Linked DNA regions of Homo sapiens: region 1 is linked to region 2. Evidence: read pairs that join two places in POLR2A ChIA-PET (ENCODE). Cell type or tissue: K562. All regions are shown on one strand. Each heading gives the region's core, and the rest is flanking DNA. Links, peaks and the distances in the headings are about the cores only.

Evidence for each region. ChIA-PET counts read pairs that join two places held together with the same protein. Peaks named below come from ENCODE experiments on the same cell type or tissue, not always from the same donor. Only the 100,000 strongest peaks of a DNase experiment are listed, where the experiment ranks them.
Region 1: POLR2A ChIA-PET joins it to region 2 with 5 read pairs; 2 of 35 experiments call an interaction of 5 or more read pairs at or near these places.

The regions. Positions count from the first base shown.
Region 1 is chr20:34,250,732-34,259,373 of GRCh38, reverse strand. The region is part of intron 1 of ASIP (agouti signaling protein); the gene reads right to left. It also overlaps a transcript of AHCY not described here. Among named protein-coding and RNA genes, the nearest start is that of ASIP, 14 kb to the right of the region's middle. RefSeq lists an enhancer at 3,306-3,485. In K562, for the core only: a CTCF peak has its summit at 3,614 (motif pointing left); a DNase peak (open chromatin) is centred at 3,585.
Region 2 is chr20:33,740,302-33,748,943 of GRCh38, reverse strand. It overlaps ZNF341 (zinc finger protein 341), which reads right to left. Exons shown (of 15, transcript NM_001282933.2): 2 at 7,932-8,042; 3 at 3,645-3,841; 4 at 1-21. Among named protein-coding and RNA genes, the nearest start is that of ZNF341, 13 kb to the right of the region's middle. In K562, for the core only: no CTCF peak of the experiment used is centred there; a DNase peak (open chromatin) is centred at 5,043.

The sequences.
Region 1 (8,642 bases), core at 254-8,253, 510 kb before region 2:
ACCTGGCTAATTTTTGTATTTTTAGTAAAGACGGGATTTCACCATGTTGGCCAGGCTGGTCTCGAACTCTTGTCCTCAAGTGATCCGCCAGCCACTGCCACTGCACCTGGCCTATATTTTCTAACTCAAGCTCATATAGTTTTTTTCTGTTGTCATTGTTTGTTTTGAGACAGAGTCTCACTGTCACCCAGGCTGGAGTGCAGTGGCACAATCTTGGGCCACTGCAGTCTCAACCTCCCAGGCTCAAGCCATCCTCCCACCTCATCCTCCTGAGTAGCTGGCACTACAGGCATGTGCAAACACACCTGGCTAATTTAAAAAAAAATTTTTTTTTGTAGGGATGAAGGCTCACTCTATTACCCAGGTTGGTCTTGAACTCCTGGGCTCAAGTGATCCTCCCACCTAAGCCTCCCAAAGTGAGCCACCACTCAGCCATATTTGTTCATTTGTGTGTATGTGTGTATATATATATACACTATATATATAATACTATATATATAGTATTATATATATCATATATTATATATACACTATATATATAATACTATATATAGTATTATATATATCATATATTATATATACACTATATATATACTATATATATTATATATATCATATATTATATATAGTATATATATACTATATATATTTTATAATATATATAATATATATATATAGTATGTATATATATATATATATGGCATCCCCCTTCTAAGATATTAACTCCTCAATGACAGGGGCTCTCCACCATGATTTCCAGCTTTATATTTTCTCACAGGAAGTAATAAATTCCATCCAAGCTTGGCTACTTCCTGGTCCCCATATGATGCTTGTCCTTTCCCACTGATCGCAGTGCTTAGCTTGCTATACAAACATTTATTTACTTATCATTTGTTAATGGTCATCAAAGCCCAAATGAGTGACTACAGTACTTATTTGCCCTTCTCACATTTCATATGGCATTTATCCAGTCTGGAGATAAGAATGGTTTTTACATTTTTAAATGATTCTATTAAAAAAAAAAAAAGAATATCCAACGGAGACCCTATGTGTTCCACAAAGCATAAAATATTTATTATCTGGCCTTTTACAGAAAAAGTTTGCCAACTCCGTCTAGATTGTAAGAATCATGATGGATTGGAATAAGAACATCATGTTTGCTCCATCAATATCTACTAACCGATGGAGCACTTAACTATTTCTTTTCTTTCTTTCTCTCTTTTTTTTTTTAAGATGGAATCTCACTCTGTTGCCCAGGATGGAGTGCAGTGGTGCGATCTTGGCTTACTGCAACCTCTGCCTCCCGGATTCAAGCAATTCTCCTGCCTCAGCCTCCTGAGTAGCTGGGACTACAGGTGCTTGCCACCACGCCCAGCTAATTTTTGTATTTTTTGTAGAGACAAGGTTTCACCATGTTGGCCAAGCTGATCTCAAACTCCTGACCTCAAGTGATCTGCCTGCCTTGGCTTCCCAAAGTGCTGGGGTTACAGGTGTGAGCCACCGCACCCAGCCCAACTATTTCTTCAGGAAAAGATATTGATGACCTTTATTAAAAGGCTAATGTGCCAATAATATTTCTCATTAATTTATCAGACTTCAGATTTGTTTTAGTACAGGACTGGGTCCTAATGAGACAAGAGCTAGGACTGGTAAACTTGGATTGTGGAGGCAGAGGAAAAATTACATCATGAATAGTTATCATAATGTTTTGAAACTTATTATTATATCATGCTGTCTAGAATTCATAAAGATTCAATACAGTAACATTTGGAATAGAAATATGAAATATTTGTAAACTAGATAATATTTTAGTTACATAAAATTAAATATATATTTAAAATTTTTATTCTGTATCATTGATCTCTTCCAAAAGCAATATTGTTTTTAATTTTTAGCTTCTGATTGTTGCTAAAAAGACCATTTTTCAAATAACAGCATCTAGCTTTAATGGGTATTAATTAGGAAGGCAAATTAGAAATAAATTCAACCCGGCTGGGCTGGTGGCTCACGCCTATAATCCCAGCACTTTGGGAGGCTGAAGCGAATGGATCACTTGGGGTCAGGAGTTCGACCTGGCCAACATGGTGAAACCCCGTTTCTACTAAAAATACAAAAATTAACCAGGTGGTGGCCTCCTGAGTAGATGCCTATAAATCCACCTACTCAGGAGGCTGAGGCAGGAGAATCGCCTGAACCCAGGGGGAGGAAGTTGCAGTGAGCTGAGATCGTACCACTTCACTCCAGCCTGGGTGAAAGAGGGAAACTGTCTCAAAAAACAAAAAACAAAAAACAAAAAAAAAAAAGAGAAAGAAAGAGAGAGAGAAAGAAAGAAAAAGAAAGAAAGAAATTCAACTTTAAAAAACAAGGAAAGTAAAGGATGGAGATGTGGTGGAATGTGGTGGGAAGCTCTGATTAACAAAAGGCTCTTAGCAGGGAGTGGCGGCACAAGACTGTGTTCCCAGCTACTCGGGTGGCTGAGGTGGGAGAATCACCTGACCCCAGGAAGTTGAGGCTACAGTGAGCTGTGATTGTACCACTGCACTGTTACCCAGCCTGGGCAACACAGTGAGACTCTATCTCAAAAACAAAAACAAATGAGCTCGATTAAGGCAAGTTACAAGAGGCATGTTATAAATTAGGAGGCGGTACGTGTAGTTATTTTGTGTCTTTGGGTTTTCCTTACCATAAATAATATACTCATGGGCCAAAAACTGTAATGGGAATTTCTACAAAGAAGTGAGAGTGGCCGGAAAATCTGAGCTAGAAAAAGAGGCCAGGCATGGTGGCTCACGCCTATAATCCCAGCACTGGAGGAAGCCACAGGAGGAGGATTCCTTGATCTTAGGAATTTGAGACCAGCCTGGCAACATAGAGAGACCTCATCTCTACAAAAAATTTTTAAAAAATTAGCCGGGTGTTATCGGGTCCAGCCCTACTGGGTCTGTGGGTTTTTTCTCCTCATGTGTGGAGACGAGAGATCGTAGAAATAAAGACACAAGACAAAGAGACAGAATAAAATACAGCTGGGTCCGGGGGACCACTACCACCAAGGCACAGAGACCAGTAATGGCCCCGAATGCCTGGCTGTGCTGTTATTTATTGGATACAAGACAAGGGGGCAGGGTAAGGAGTGTGAGCCATCTCCAGTGATAGATAAGGTTACACAAGTCACGTGTCCACCAGACAGGAGGCCCTTCCCTGTTTGGCAGCCGAGGCGGAGAGAGAGGACAGTTTATGCCATTATTTCTTCTATGCATTTCAAAGACTTTAGTACTTTTACTAATTCTGCTACCACTCTCTAGAAGGCGGAGCCAGGTGTACGGGGTGGAACATGAAAGCGGACCAGGAGCGTGACCGCTGAAGCACAGCATCACAGGGAGATGGTCAGGCCTCTGGAGGCTGCGGGTGGGCCTGACTGATGTCAGGCCTTCCACAAGAGGTGGTGGAGCAGAGTCTTCTCTAACTCCCCCGGGGAAAGGGAGACTCCCTTTCTCGGTCTGCTAAGTAACCGGTGCCTTCCCGAGCACTGATGCTACCACTAGACCAAGGTCCACTAGGTAATGGGTGCCTTCCCAGGTGCTGGCATTACTGCTAGACCAGGAAGCCCTCTAGTGGCCCTGTCCGGGCGTAACAGAGGGCTCACACTCTTGTCTTCTGGTCACTTGCTCACCGTGTCCCTTCAGCTCCTATCTCTGTATGGCCTGGTTTTTCCTAGGTTATAATTGTAGAACAAAGATTATTATAATATTGGAATAAAGAGTAATGCTACAAACTAATGATTAATGATATTCATATATAATCACATCTATAATCTATTTCTAGTATAACTATTCTTATTCTATATATTTTCTTTATTATACTGGAGCAGCTTGTGCCCTCGGTCTCTTGCCTTGGCACCTGCGTGGCTTGCCACCCACAGGTGTGATAGTACACACCTGTGGTCCCAGCCTCTTGGGAGGGTGAGGTGGGAGGGAGGATTGCTTGAACCTGGGAGGTTGAGGCTCCAGTGAGCTGTGATCATACCAAAAAAGAAAAGAAAGGAAGAAAGAAAAAGGTGGCAGGAGTTTGGGGAAGATTAAGTTAGACCCAGGAACAGGATTGAGAACGAGGGGGCTGAATCAACAGTCCAGTTCAATATTCACAAATCCAAGGGGTAGTGGGACAGCTCATGACCAGAGGCCAATATCCATGGGACTGGATGTCCATGGACTGGCCAAAGTCCACAGTGATCACTTGCTCTGAACACTTCATAATGTAGGTACAAGCTCAGTTCACCATCAGAGCAGCCATAAGCCTAATGTAAACACTATTCACTGCACAATGGGTAGGCAGGAGATCTCACCAGGTCAAATCCCCAGCCTAACTCAGGAAAAGTGAATCCTAGGGGTTAGTTTAAGACAAACAGACCAACCCCCGGCAAAACAGTTCTCCTGGTAGAACCATACAGTTGGACTGAGTCTTGGATTGGTAAAGTCTCAGTGGAGTAAATCTTATTTGGGTATAATAGGGAGAAAGTTAAAGACCAGTATTCCTTACCTCAATTCTGGAGGGATATGTATATTCTAAATGTAATACAGGTCCATAATGTTTAGTTGTATTAGGATTCTTGGGGTCAGATGTTTTTTAGAATTCAGAACTTTGTGAACGTTAGAAAAATAGTATCATCCATATATTATGTTAAACCACATATAAGGGGTCTGGGAGAACCCTATAATGAAAATATTAATGCTTCTATAGCAAAAAGGCATGGATCTTCATAATAGGCAGGATGAATACAGACTATGAATTGATTCACATCAATTCGGGACGGGTTTTGTTGCCAAATGTCTTCAGGTAAGTTCAGATTTTGCTGCCAAATGAGTTGCCAAAGGGGGAACAAAACCTTATACTTTTCAGGGTGTTGGGATTTTGCAATTACAGGTAAACGTTTTTGGATCTGTACAGACCTTGTTGCTGTTATTACTCATTAGAGAAACACACTCCCTGCTATTAATACAGGACAATAATGCTAGGCCGGGCCCTGTGGCTCACGCCTATAATCCCAGCACTTTGGGAGGCCAAGGCAGGTGGATCACCTGAGGTCAGGAGTTCGAGACCAGCCTGACCAACATGGTGATAGCTCGTCTCTACTAAAAATACAAAAATTAGCTGGGTGTGGTGGCGCATGCCTGTAATCCCAACTACTTGGGAGGCTGAGGTAGAAGCATCACTTGAATCCAGGAGGCAGAGGTTGCAGTGAGCAAAGATTGTGCCACTGCACTGCAGGCTGGGTGACAGAGTAAGACTCTGTCTCAAAAAAAAAACGAAACAAAACAAAACAAAAAAACAGGACAATAATGCTGACAGCAATGAGTAGCTGTGTAACTGGGTTTCTCAACTGTCTTTCCACTCTGCAATGATGAAGACTGTTATTTGATGTGTGATATCTCTGATGACAGTTCTCCTTTTAAATTCATCATCTGTATTTAGGACTTAAGATGAGTTTCTCTTCAGCATGGTGGATAAAAAGAAGGATCCAGACACACGAGTCAGATCACTTGGATGAACCTGTCATTTAAATGGCTGCCTGACCCTAGGTCCACCTAGGTCTCAGCTTTCTCAGTTTTAAGGGCCCGGCACTCACGCCTATAAGCCCAGCACTTTGGGAAGCTGAGGTGGGTGCATCACTTGAGGCCAGGAGTTTGAGACCAGCATGGCCAACATGGTGAAACCCGTCTCTACTAAAAATACAAAAATTAGCCAGGCTTGGTGGTGCATGCCTATAATCCCAGCTACTTGGGAGGCTGAAGCAGAAGAATCGCTTGAACCGGGAGGCGGAGGTTGCAGTGAGCTGAGATTGTGCCATTGCACTCCGGCCTGGGCAACGGAGCAAGACTCTGTCTCTAAAAAATAAATAAATAAATAAATAAATAAATAAATAAATAAAATAAAATAAAAATAAGAGCGTAGGGAAAAGAAAGAGAGATCAGGCTGGGCGCGGTGGCTCACGCCCGTAATCCCAGCACTTTGGGAGGCTGAGGCAGGCGGATCATGAGGTCAGGAGATCAAGACCATCCTGGCTAACATGGTGAAACCCCGTCTCTACTAAAAATACAAAAAAATTAGGCGGGCGTGGTGGCAGACACCTGTAGTCCCAGCTACTCGGGAGGCTGAGGCAGGAGAATGGTGTGAACCCAAGAGGCAGAGCTTGCAGTGAGCTGAGTGAGCCACTGCACTCCAGCCTGGGCAACAGAGCGAGACTTCGTCTAAAAAAAAAATAAAAAAAAAAGAAAGAGAGATCAGGTTGTTACTGTGTCTATGTAGAAAAGGAAGACATAAAAAACTCCATTTTGATCTGTACTAAGAAAAATTGTTTCTGCTTTGAGATGCTGTTAACCTGTAACTTTAGTCCCAACCCTGTGCTCACAGAAACATGTGCTGTATTGAATCAAAGTTTAATGGATTTAGGGCTGTGCAGGATGTGCCTTGTTAACATGTTTGCAGGCAGTATGCCTGGTAAAAGTCATCGCCATTCTCCATTCTCGATTAACCAGGGACACAATGCACTGGACACAATGTCCGCAGGGACCTCTGCCCAAGAAAGCCTGGGTATTGTCCAAGGTTTCCCCCCACTGAGACAGCCTGAGATATGGCCTCGTGGGAAAGGAAAGACCTTACCATCCCCCAACCCGACACCCATAAAGGGTCTGTGCTGAGGGGGAGTAGTGAAAGAGGGAGGCCTCTTTGCAGTTGAGATAAGAGGAAGGCATCTGTCTCCTGCTCCTCCCTGGGAATGGAATGTCTCAGTGTACAGCCGACCATTCCCATTCATTTTATTCTAAGATAGGAGAAAATAGGAGAAAACCGCCCTGTGGCTAGAGGGGAGATATACTGACAACAATACTGCTCTGTTACTCTTTGCTACACTGAGATGTTTGGGTAAAGAAAAACATAAATCTAGCCTACGTGCACATCCAGGCACAGTACCTTTCCTTGAACTTACTCATGATACTAATTCCTTTGCTCACATGTTTCCCTGCTGACCTTCTCCCCACCTGTTGCCCTGCTACACTCCCCTCACTAAAATAGTAAAAATAATAATCAATAAATACTGAGGGAACTCAGAGACTGGCACCAGTGCGGGTCCTCTGTATACTGAGCACCGGTCTCCTGGGCCCACTGTTCTTTCTCTATACTTTGTCTCTGTGTCTTATTTCTTTTCTCAGTCTCTCGTCCCACCTGATGAGAAATACCCACAGGTGTGGAGGGGCAGGCCCCCTTCATAAGAGGATAGGACTATATGACTCACTATAGAGTCTGAGGCACAGAGTGGAAACTTGACAAAAATTTGTTATATGAATGAAAGAATCTACCTTCTATCCTTAATTCTATGAATCCTGTCTTAGTCTGTTTAGGTGACTATAACAAAATATCATAGACTGGGTGGTTTCTAAACAACGGAAATTTATTTCTCATGGTTCTGGAGGCTGGGAAGTCCAAGATCAAGGTGCAGGCAGATTCGATATCTAGTGAGGGCCTATTTCTTCATAGACAGCCATCATCTCTCTAATCTCACAAGGTGGAAGGGCTTTCCCTTGGGCCTCTTTTGTAAAGGCACTAGTCTCATTCATGAGGGCTCTGCCACCATGACCTAGTCACCTCCAAAAGGCCCCACCTCCTTACACTATAACCTTGGCAGTGAGGATTTCAACATCTGAATCTGAGAGGGCATAAACATTCAGAACATAGCAAATTCCTCATTTCCAATTCTTGCCTCCCTGTCATTGTGCCACTGGGCAGCTTAAATAGTTACACAGAGAAGGTCAGGCGCGGTGGCTCATGCCTGTAATCCCAGCACTTTGGGAGGCCGAGGCGGACGGATCACGAGGTCAGGAGATCAAGACCATCCTGGCTAACACGGTAAAACCCCGTCTCTATTAAAAAATACAAAAAAAAATCAGCCGGGCGTGGTGGCGGGCACCTGTAGTCCCAGCTACCTGGGAGGCTGAGGCAGGAGAATGGTGTGAACCGGGGAGGTGGAGGTTGCAGTGAGCCGACATCACGCCACTGCACTCCAGCCTGGGCGACGGAGCGAGACTCTGTCTCAAAAAAAAAAAAAGTTACACAGAGAAAGATTTATAAGGGTCACTTATTATGTTTCCTTAAGAGCTGAAGAATTTACAAATGCATAAGTGTGACTGAATCTGACTAAGTTGTGGAAAAGAGGGCATGGAAAGTCATGGAAAGTTTGTACAAGCCCACTGCAATTGTATTAATAGCAGTGAGTGTGTTCCTCATGAGTAGTAACAGCAATGAGGGTTTGTACAGGTCCAGTGCAATTGGTTGATGTAACCCAGGAGTCTTGTTGACGTGCGTGCACACATGTATGCTAATGTGCAAGATCTCTGCTTGAGGGAATATAAGAGACAACAGTGTTGAGATCATCCCTGAGTAGGGTACACTCAGCGTCCTGAGTGTGCACTGAAGGCATCCCCTTAGCGACAGCACTGGGGAGAGTATTGTATCTTAATCCTTCAGGGATAAGGCCTTGTTCCCCACAGCAAAGGAAAGGACTACAGTCTCCCAGTCATGTGGCATGGCTAAGTACCTACTGAGACAGAGGTGTAGTGAGAGATGAGAATGGAAGAAGAGGCAAAGGCACC
Region 2 (8,642 bases), core at 233-8,232:
CACTGTGATGTATGTGGAGATCTGGACAGTGGGAGAGAGAGAATGAGTGAGACGGAGAGAGACAGAGTGTGTGTGTGCTCATGTGTGCGTGTGTGCATGTGTGGACATGTCAGGCTCTGTAAGTAAGCCGAGGGCATGGCACAAAAGATCCAGGTTCTGGAATCCCACAGACGTGGATTCCATTTCTACCTCTGCTGCTCCCTGCTGTGTGACCCTGGGCAAGTCACTCTACCTCTCTGTGCCTCCATTTAATCATCTACTGAATGAGGATGATAAGACTGGGCACGGTGGCTCACAACTATAATCCCAGCATTTTGGGAGGCTGAGGCAGGTGAATCACTTGAACCCAGGAGTTCAAGACCAGCCTGGGCAACATGGTGAAACCCTGTCTCTACAAGAAAAATACAAAAATTAGCCGGTGTGGTTTTGCACGCAGCTGGTGTGGTTTTAGAGACTCTGTCTCTAAAAACAAACAAACAAAAACGGAATGAAAGAAAAAACAAATGAGGAGAATAACTCACATCCCTCTGCAAAGTACATACCCTATGACTCAGTAATAATACTTCCTTGTATCAGCCAGGCATGGTGGCTCACGCCTGTAATCCCAGCACTTTGGGAGGCTGAGGCGGGCAGATCACGAGGTCAAGAGATCGAGACCATCCTGGCCAACGTGGTGAAACCCCATCTCTACTAAAAATACAAAAAGTAGCTAGGCGTGGTAGTGCGCGCCTGTAGTCCCAGCTACTCAGGAGGCTGAGGCAGGAGAACCGCTTGAACCTGGGAGATGGAGGTTGCAGTGAGCTGAGATCGTGCCACTGCACTCCAGCCTGGCGACAGAGTGAGACTCCATCTCAAGAGAAAAAAAAATACTTCCTTGTATCTATGCTAGAGAAACACTGAACACATGTCCACATGAAGTCCACAAGTATCTTAGGTCAAGAAGAATATCTGGTGTGGCACGGTGGCTCATGCCTGTAATTCCAGCACTTTGGGAGGCCAAGACAGGCGGATCACTTGAGGTCAGGAGTTCGAGACCAGCCTGGCCAACAGTGAAACCCCATCTCCAATAAAAATACAAAAATTAGCTGGGCATGGTGGCGGGTGTCTGTAGTCCCAGCTACTCAGGAGGCTGAGGCAGGAGAATCACTTGAACCTGGCAGATGGAGGTTGCAGTGAGCCAAGGCCAGCCTGAGCGACAGTAAGACCTTGTCTCAAAAAAAAAAAAAAAAAGGTAAGAGATGGTGAGGGGAATATTTTCTACTAGCAAAACTCACAGTCAAGCAGTGAGAAAAATGACTGTGTTTTTTTTTTTTTTTTTTTTTTTTTTTTGAGACGGAGTCTCGCTCTGTCGCCCAGGCTGGAGTGCAGTGGCGGGACCTCGGCTCACTGCAAGCTCCGCCTCCCGGGTCCACGCCATTCTCCTGCCTCAGCCTCCCAAGTAGCTGGGACTACAGGCGCCCGCCACTACGCCCGGCTAATTTTTTGTATTTTTAGTAGAGACGGGGTTTCACCGTTTTAGCCGGGATGGTCTCGATCTCCTGACCTCGTGATCCGCCCGCCTCGGCCTCCCAAAGTGCTGGGATTACAGGCGTGAGCCACCGCGCCCGGCCAAAATGACTGTTTTATGCCAGAAGATGCCTGTTTCAGTCTATATGTCCTATGGGTCTGGGGTGAATGCTTTCATAGTGATGGCAGAAATGACACCTATACAATGAATGAAGATAATGTTCTAAAGGGATAAGGAAAGAAAAGGAAGCCAGTTGAAAATCTGACCCCTTGACCTGGCATCCTGAGATATGCCCAGCCTCCTTTATGAGGGATCCTTTAGTCTTTCTATGAGCCCCCTATCCAGGGTGTCTTTGCTCCAGAACCGTGTTTTCGGCTGAGGACTCTGGAAGCTTCCCCAGATGCCTCCAGCCTTGTCCTCTGCTCTGGCCTCCGGACTTGGAAATCTACATTGTCTACTTTGTCACTGCCTCCGTTTAAAGGTTGGCAGGCATCTCAACTTCAACGTGCCCAGCTGAACTCCTGACATCCCCCCAAAACCTTCTCCTCACAGCCTCCTCCCTTCAGCTAGTGGCAACTCTAAATCAGGAGTCCTCTGTGACCCTTCTTGATCTCACACTCCTCACCCAATCAATTCACAAGTTCTATCAGCAACACCTTCAAAGTATTTCTAAAATCTCACACTTTCTCACCACCTCCACTGCCAACATGCTGGTCAAGCTACCCGCATCCACTGCCTGGATTTGCACTACAGTCCCTCAACGGGTCTCCTGGCTTTCTCTCTCACCCTCCCTCAAAACCTATTCTCTGTCCAGCAGCCAGAGTGACCTGATAAAAGTCACTATGTCCCTCCTCTGCTTGACAGCCTCCAATGGCTCCCATGTCATTCTCAGTAAAAGCCCCAGCGGCTGGGTGTGGTGGCTCACACTTGTTATCCTGGCACTTTGGGCGGCCGAGGCGGGGAGATCACAAGGTCAGGAGATCGAGAATATCTTGGCCAACATGGTGAAACCCCATCTCTACTAAAAATACAAAAATCAGCTGGGCGTGGTGGTGCGCGCCTGTAGTCCCAGCTACTCTGGAGGCTGAGGCAGGAGAATCACTTGAACCCAGGAGGCGGAGGTTGCAGTGAGCCGAGATCCTGCCACTGCACTCCATCCTGGGCAACAAGAGTGAAACTCCGTCTCAAAAAAAAAAAAAAAAAAAAAAGGCCGGGCGCGGTGGCTCACGCCTGTAATCCCAGCACTTTGGGAGGCCGAGGCGGGCAGATCACGAGGTCAGGAGATTGAGACCATCCTGGCTAACATGGTGAAACCCCGTCTCTACTAAAAATACAAAAATCAGCCTGGTGTGGTGGCGGGCACCTGTAGTCCCAGCTACTTGGGAGGCTGAGGCAGGAGAATGGCGTGAACCCAGGAGGCGGAGCTTGCGGTGAGCCGAGATGGCGCCACTGCACTCCAGCCTGGGCAACAGAGCAAGACTCCGTCTCAAAAAAAAAAAAAAAAAAAGGCCCAGACCCTACACGATCTGCCAAGACCCTCCTGCTGCCTCTCCTAGCACCTCCCACCTTCCTACTTACTCAGTCCCAGCCACTCTCACCTCCTTATAGTTCTGGAACAAACCCAGCACACTCCTGCCTCAAGGCCTCTGCATCTGCTGATCCCTGCACCTGGCTCCTGCTTCCTTCCCCAAACCAGCCGCATAACTCATTCCCACACCTCCTTAGGTCTATCTGGTATGTTCTTCCTACTTATTTAAGTAACTGCGGAAATTATATAGTACTATTGTTTCAGATTTTAAAAATAATAATATATTATCTACTTATTATTCTACAATTTGATTTTTCATACAAAACCTTTTACCTGCTATATAGTATTCTTCCTGGTCACCTCTTCACAGAGCTCTTCCCCAAGCACGATAGACAATATGGCAAAACCTCCCATCCCCGTCTGGCATCCCCTATCTCTCCGCATTTAACATGCTGAAAACAGTACATGTGCACCATCCATCTCGCCCCACTCCACAAGGGCAGGGACTTGGTCTGTCTTATCCATTGCTATAGCCCCAGTGCCCAGCACAGTGCCTGAGCATGTTAGGCCCTCAAAAAAGACATGTTGAATGAATAAATGAACAAATACCTGGCGATTGGCAGGAGTTGGGGCCTGCTGGACCGCTGTGGGTGCTGCCGAAGGTGGGTAGATGCTGTTGGTGGCCAGTGAGACTGTGGCCAGGGCGGGGGCATTCCCCTGGCACTGTTCCCGCTTGTGGGTCATAAACGCTGGCAGCGAGTTGAATTGCTTCTTACACTTCCCGCAGAGAAATACATCCTCGTCATCTGGGGTCATACCCGCAGAGTAGTGGGAAGAGGCCACAGATGAAGGTAAAGTAATGAAAAAAAAGCAAGACTATGTCAAGGGGCATCACAGTATGAGACAGGAGAACTGCAGCTGACCACAAGCAGCAATCTGGGGGGCATGCTGCGACTTGACATGCAGGTGTCAGCCATCAACTATGTGCTTCCTGGGAGTTTTCGAAGCCACACAGGTGGCCAGGCACAGTGGCTCATGCCTGTAATCCCAGCACTTTGCGAGGCCTTGGAGGGTGGATCACCTGAGGTCAGGAGTTCAAGATCAGCCTGGACAACATGGCGAAACCCCATCTCCACTAAAAATACAAAAATTAGCTGGGCATGGTGGTGCGCGCCTATAGTCCCAGCTACTCGGGAGGCTGAGGCAGGAGAATTGCTTGAACCCAGGAGGCAGAGGTTGCAGTGAGCCCAGATCGTGCCACTGCACTCCAGCCTGGGCAACAGAGCGAGACTCCATCTCAAAAAAAAGAAAAAAAACCACACAGTTTCCTGCAGGGATAGCCATATGTGGCCAGGTACCAATTAATTAGAAATCAAAAAACAGTAAAGTATGTTCACTACAAAGTTGAGAACTCCAGAACCTTTATCCTGTCTGAATTTATTCATCAGTCCCCAAATGAGCCACCTGATCATACTCCTCCCATGCCTTTGCATCCACCGTTCGCCCTGCCAGGCTGCCTCTCTGAGGACAACTTGTTCTGCAAGCCTCAGCTTGACTGTCACCTCTTCCAAGAAGTCTTTTTTTCTTTTTCTTTCCTTTTCTTTTCTTTTTTTTTTTTTCTTTCTGAGAGAGAGTTTCACTCTTGCTGCCCAGGCTGGGGTGCAGTGGCACAATCTCAGCTCTCTGCAACCTCTGCCTCCCATATTCATGCGATTCTCCTGCCTCAGCCACCCCAGTAGCTGGGATTACAGGCATGCGCCACCACGCCCGGCTAATTTTTGTATTTTTAGTAGAGACGGGGTTTCACCACGTTGACCAGGCTGGTCTCGAACTTCCTGACCTCAAGGGATCCACTCACCTCAGCCTCCCAAAGTGCTGGGATTACAGGCGTGAGCCACTGCACCGACCTCTCCAGGAAGTTTTTCTAAAGCCAGCGGCTATAGTTCCTTCCTCTGGCACACCTATCATATAACAGTTTTCTTATCAACACCAGACTGTGAGTCCCCTAAGGGAAGGACATGTGTCTTATTTATCACCATAACTACAATATCTCCTGGACACAGAGGAGGTTCTCAATGGACGTTTGTTGAATGAATGAAAAACTAAATGAATGATTAACTACAGTTAACACCATCCATTGCTGAGGGCCTACCACAGCTATGCGCTCACTGTGTCAAGCACCCAACATGTGGTAGCAGAAATGTCTAATTGTTATTCAATTCTAATTGTATCCTTTTTTATTTATTTATTTTTTTAAGAGACGGGTTGCCAGGCGAGGTGGCTCACTCACACCTGTAATCCTAGCACTTTGGGAGGCCAAGGTGGGTGGATCACTTGAGGTCAGGAATTCATGACCAGCCTGGCCAACATGGTGAAACCCCAGCTCTCCTAAAAATACAAAATTAGCTGGGCATGATGGTGCATGCCTGTAATCTCAGCTACTCAGGAGGCTGAGGCAGGAGAATTGCTTAAACCCAGGAGGTGGAGGTTGCAGTGAGCGAGATCACACCACTGCACTCCAGCCTGGGCAACAGAGCAAGACTCTGTCTCAAAAAAAAAAAAAAAAAAAAAAATTGGGCAGGGTGCGGTGGCTCACGCCTGTAATCCCAGCAGTTTGTGAGGCTGAGGCAGGCGGATCACCTGAGGGTCACGAGTTCGAGACCAGCCTGGCCAACATGGCGAAACCCCGTCTCTACCAAAAATACAAAAATTAGCCGGGTGTGGTGGCAGGTGCCTGTAGTCCCAGCTACTCAGGAGGCTGAAGCAGGAGAATCACTTGAACCCAGGAGACAGAGGTAGCAGTAAGCCAAGATCATGCCATTGCACTCCAGCCTGGGCAACATGAGCAAAACTCCGTCTCAAAAAAAAAAAAAAAAAGAGAGAGACAGGGTCCTGTTGTGTTGCCCAGGCTGCAGCACAGTGGCTATTCACAGGCATGATCATAGTGCACACCACTCTCAACTCGTATCCTTCTTATACAATAATACAAATTTCAGTGGGAAACATGGCTTCATAGTTAAATAATATATTTCCCAGGCTTCTCTGCAGCTAGGAATGTCATGTGACAGAATTCTCACCAATGGGACAACAATAGAACTGTACCGTATCTGCAACTTCCTCATAAAAGGAAAAGGAAAGGGCATGGACAGGGCACTGTGGCTCATGCCTGCAATCCCAGTACATTGGCAGGCTGAGGTGGGAGGATTGCTTGAGCTCAGGAGTTCAAGACCAGCCTGGGCAGCACAGAGAGACCCTATCTCTATTTTTTTTTTTTAATTAAAGAGAAGTTTTTTGGCCAGGCATGGTGGTTCACGCCTGTAATCTCTGCACTTTGGGAAGCTGAAGTGGGTGGATCACCTGAGGTCAGGAGTTCGAGACCAGCCAGGCCAACATGATGAAATCCTGTCTCGACTTGGCCGGGCGGTGTGGCTCACGCCTGCAATCCCAGCACTTTGGGAGGCCGAGGCGGGTGATCATGAGGTCAGGGGGTTTGAGACCAGCCTGACCAACGTGGTGAAACCCCATCTCTACTAAAAATACAAAAATTAGCTGGGCATGGTGGCGGGCACCTGTAATCCCAGCTACTCAGGAGGCTGAGGCAGGAGGATTGCTTGAACCCGGGAGGCGGAGGTTGCAGTGAGCCGAGATCGCGCCACTGCACTCCAGCCTGGGCGACAGAGCAAGACTCCATCTCAAAAACAAAACAAAACGAAAGGGTATGAATTCCACTTCCCTCTTTCTTCCCTTCATGTTGGCTGGAATGTGCCAATCAAAGTGGGAGCTAGAGCAGCCATCCCGGGCTGCAGCTCGAGGGCAGTAGAGCCACAGGAAAGAAGGAGTCTGAGTCTCACCATGCCCACCCCAAATGCCCAAATGCCCATCAGGACTTCGCGTAACACAGAAACAAACTTTAATCTTGTAGAAACCATGGTAAACTTCAACAGCTAGAACCAAATCCCAAGTACTCTCATAAGATTCCTATGAGGCAGAACAATTGTCCCTATTTTACAGGTGTAGGAACTGAACCACAGAGAAATTCACTCACTTGCCCACGGTCACAGAGCTAAGAACTATAAGAACAATAATTCAAACCCAGCCATTTATCTCCCTGCCCCTAGTGTGATTCCCAAGTACACAAAAATGTTTGTGGAATGAATAAATGAACACAGTCTCACATAGAAACTTCCAAAAGAAGGCCCTTACAGGCCAGGTGCAGTGGCTCATGCAGGTAATCCCAGCACTTTAGGAGGCTGAGGTGAGCAGATCACCTTAGGTCAGGCGTTTGAGACCAGCCTGGCCAACATGGTGAAACCCCATCTCTATTAAAAATACAAAAAATTAGCCAGGCGTGGTGGCGCACGCCTGTAATCCCAGCTACGCAGGAGGCTGAGGTATGAGAATTGCTTGAACCTAGGAGGTGGAGGTTGCAGTGAGCCAAGATCGTGCCCTGCACTCCAGCCTGGAGGACAGAGTAACACTCTGTCTCAAAAAGAAAAAAAAGAAAAAAAAAAAAAAGAAGACCCTTACAGGCCTGGCCCAGTAAACAGGAGCAATTCATGCTCAGCCTATTCTTTCCACAGAAGGGAGGCTGAATAATCACTTCCAGGGCAAAGGCACAGGCATTGTTGTCAGGCATTGGGGCCCTTAGCCATTCCCTGCATCTTGATCCCATCTCCCCACATTTACTAAGCAATTGAGAGCAGTGTCCTCAGAGCTAAGCAGAGAAAGCCGTGAGCCCAAAGATCCCGGCTGGGAGGCGGGGGAGAGGGTTCAGACACCAGAGCATGTCCTGGGGACCACAGCAAGCATTTCACTCCCACAGCCCAGCACAAGCTCCACCTACTCTTCGCGGGGAGCCATTCACTCTCCCACCGGTGAACCTGAGCAGATACTCACCCAATGGCTGGATAGCAGGGGGCGCATTGACACTCTGGCCTGTCGGATCAGGGACTGCTCCTTGGCCATCCAATAATGACTGGACAGCCAGAACGGTCTGATTGTCCATTCCTGAAAAAAGAAGTGCAGCCTCTTTGGAAGGTAGGCCCAGCATCATGCTCTGACATCACCCTTACAAGCCAGACCCAGGCAAAACCCCTGTGGCGGCTGGGTACGGTGGCTCAGACCTGTAATCCCAGCACCATGGGAGGCTAAGGTGGGAGATCGCTTGAGCCCAGGAGTTTAAGACCATTCTAGGCAGCAACATAGTGAGACTCCACCTCTACAAAAAAATACAAAATTTAGGTAGGCTTGGTGGTGCATGCCTGTGGTCCCAGCTACTAGGGAGGCTGAGGCGGGAGGACTGCTTGAGCCTGGATGGTCAAGGGTACAGTGAGCCATGATCATATCACCTCACTCCACTGTACTTGCTCTTGACAGAGCAAGACCCTGTCTCAAGCAAGACAAAACCCCATGGCAAGGATGGCCGGCTATGCCCCAATATACATTCTCTTCTATTTCCATTGTGAGAGAGCCCAAGATTTTGGGCTGCAAAGATGGCCCCCAAATAAAGGTTACACTTCCCAGGCTCTCTTACAGTTAGGGAATGACTAAGTTCTGGCCAAAGGAATGTAAATGTGCTATGTGGCAGCTTCTGGAAAGTTTTCTTAA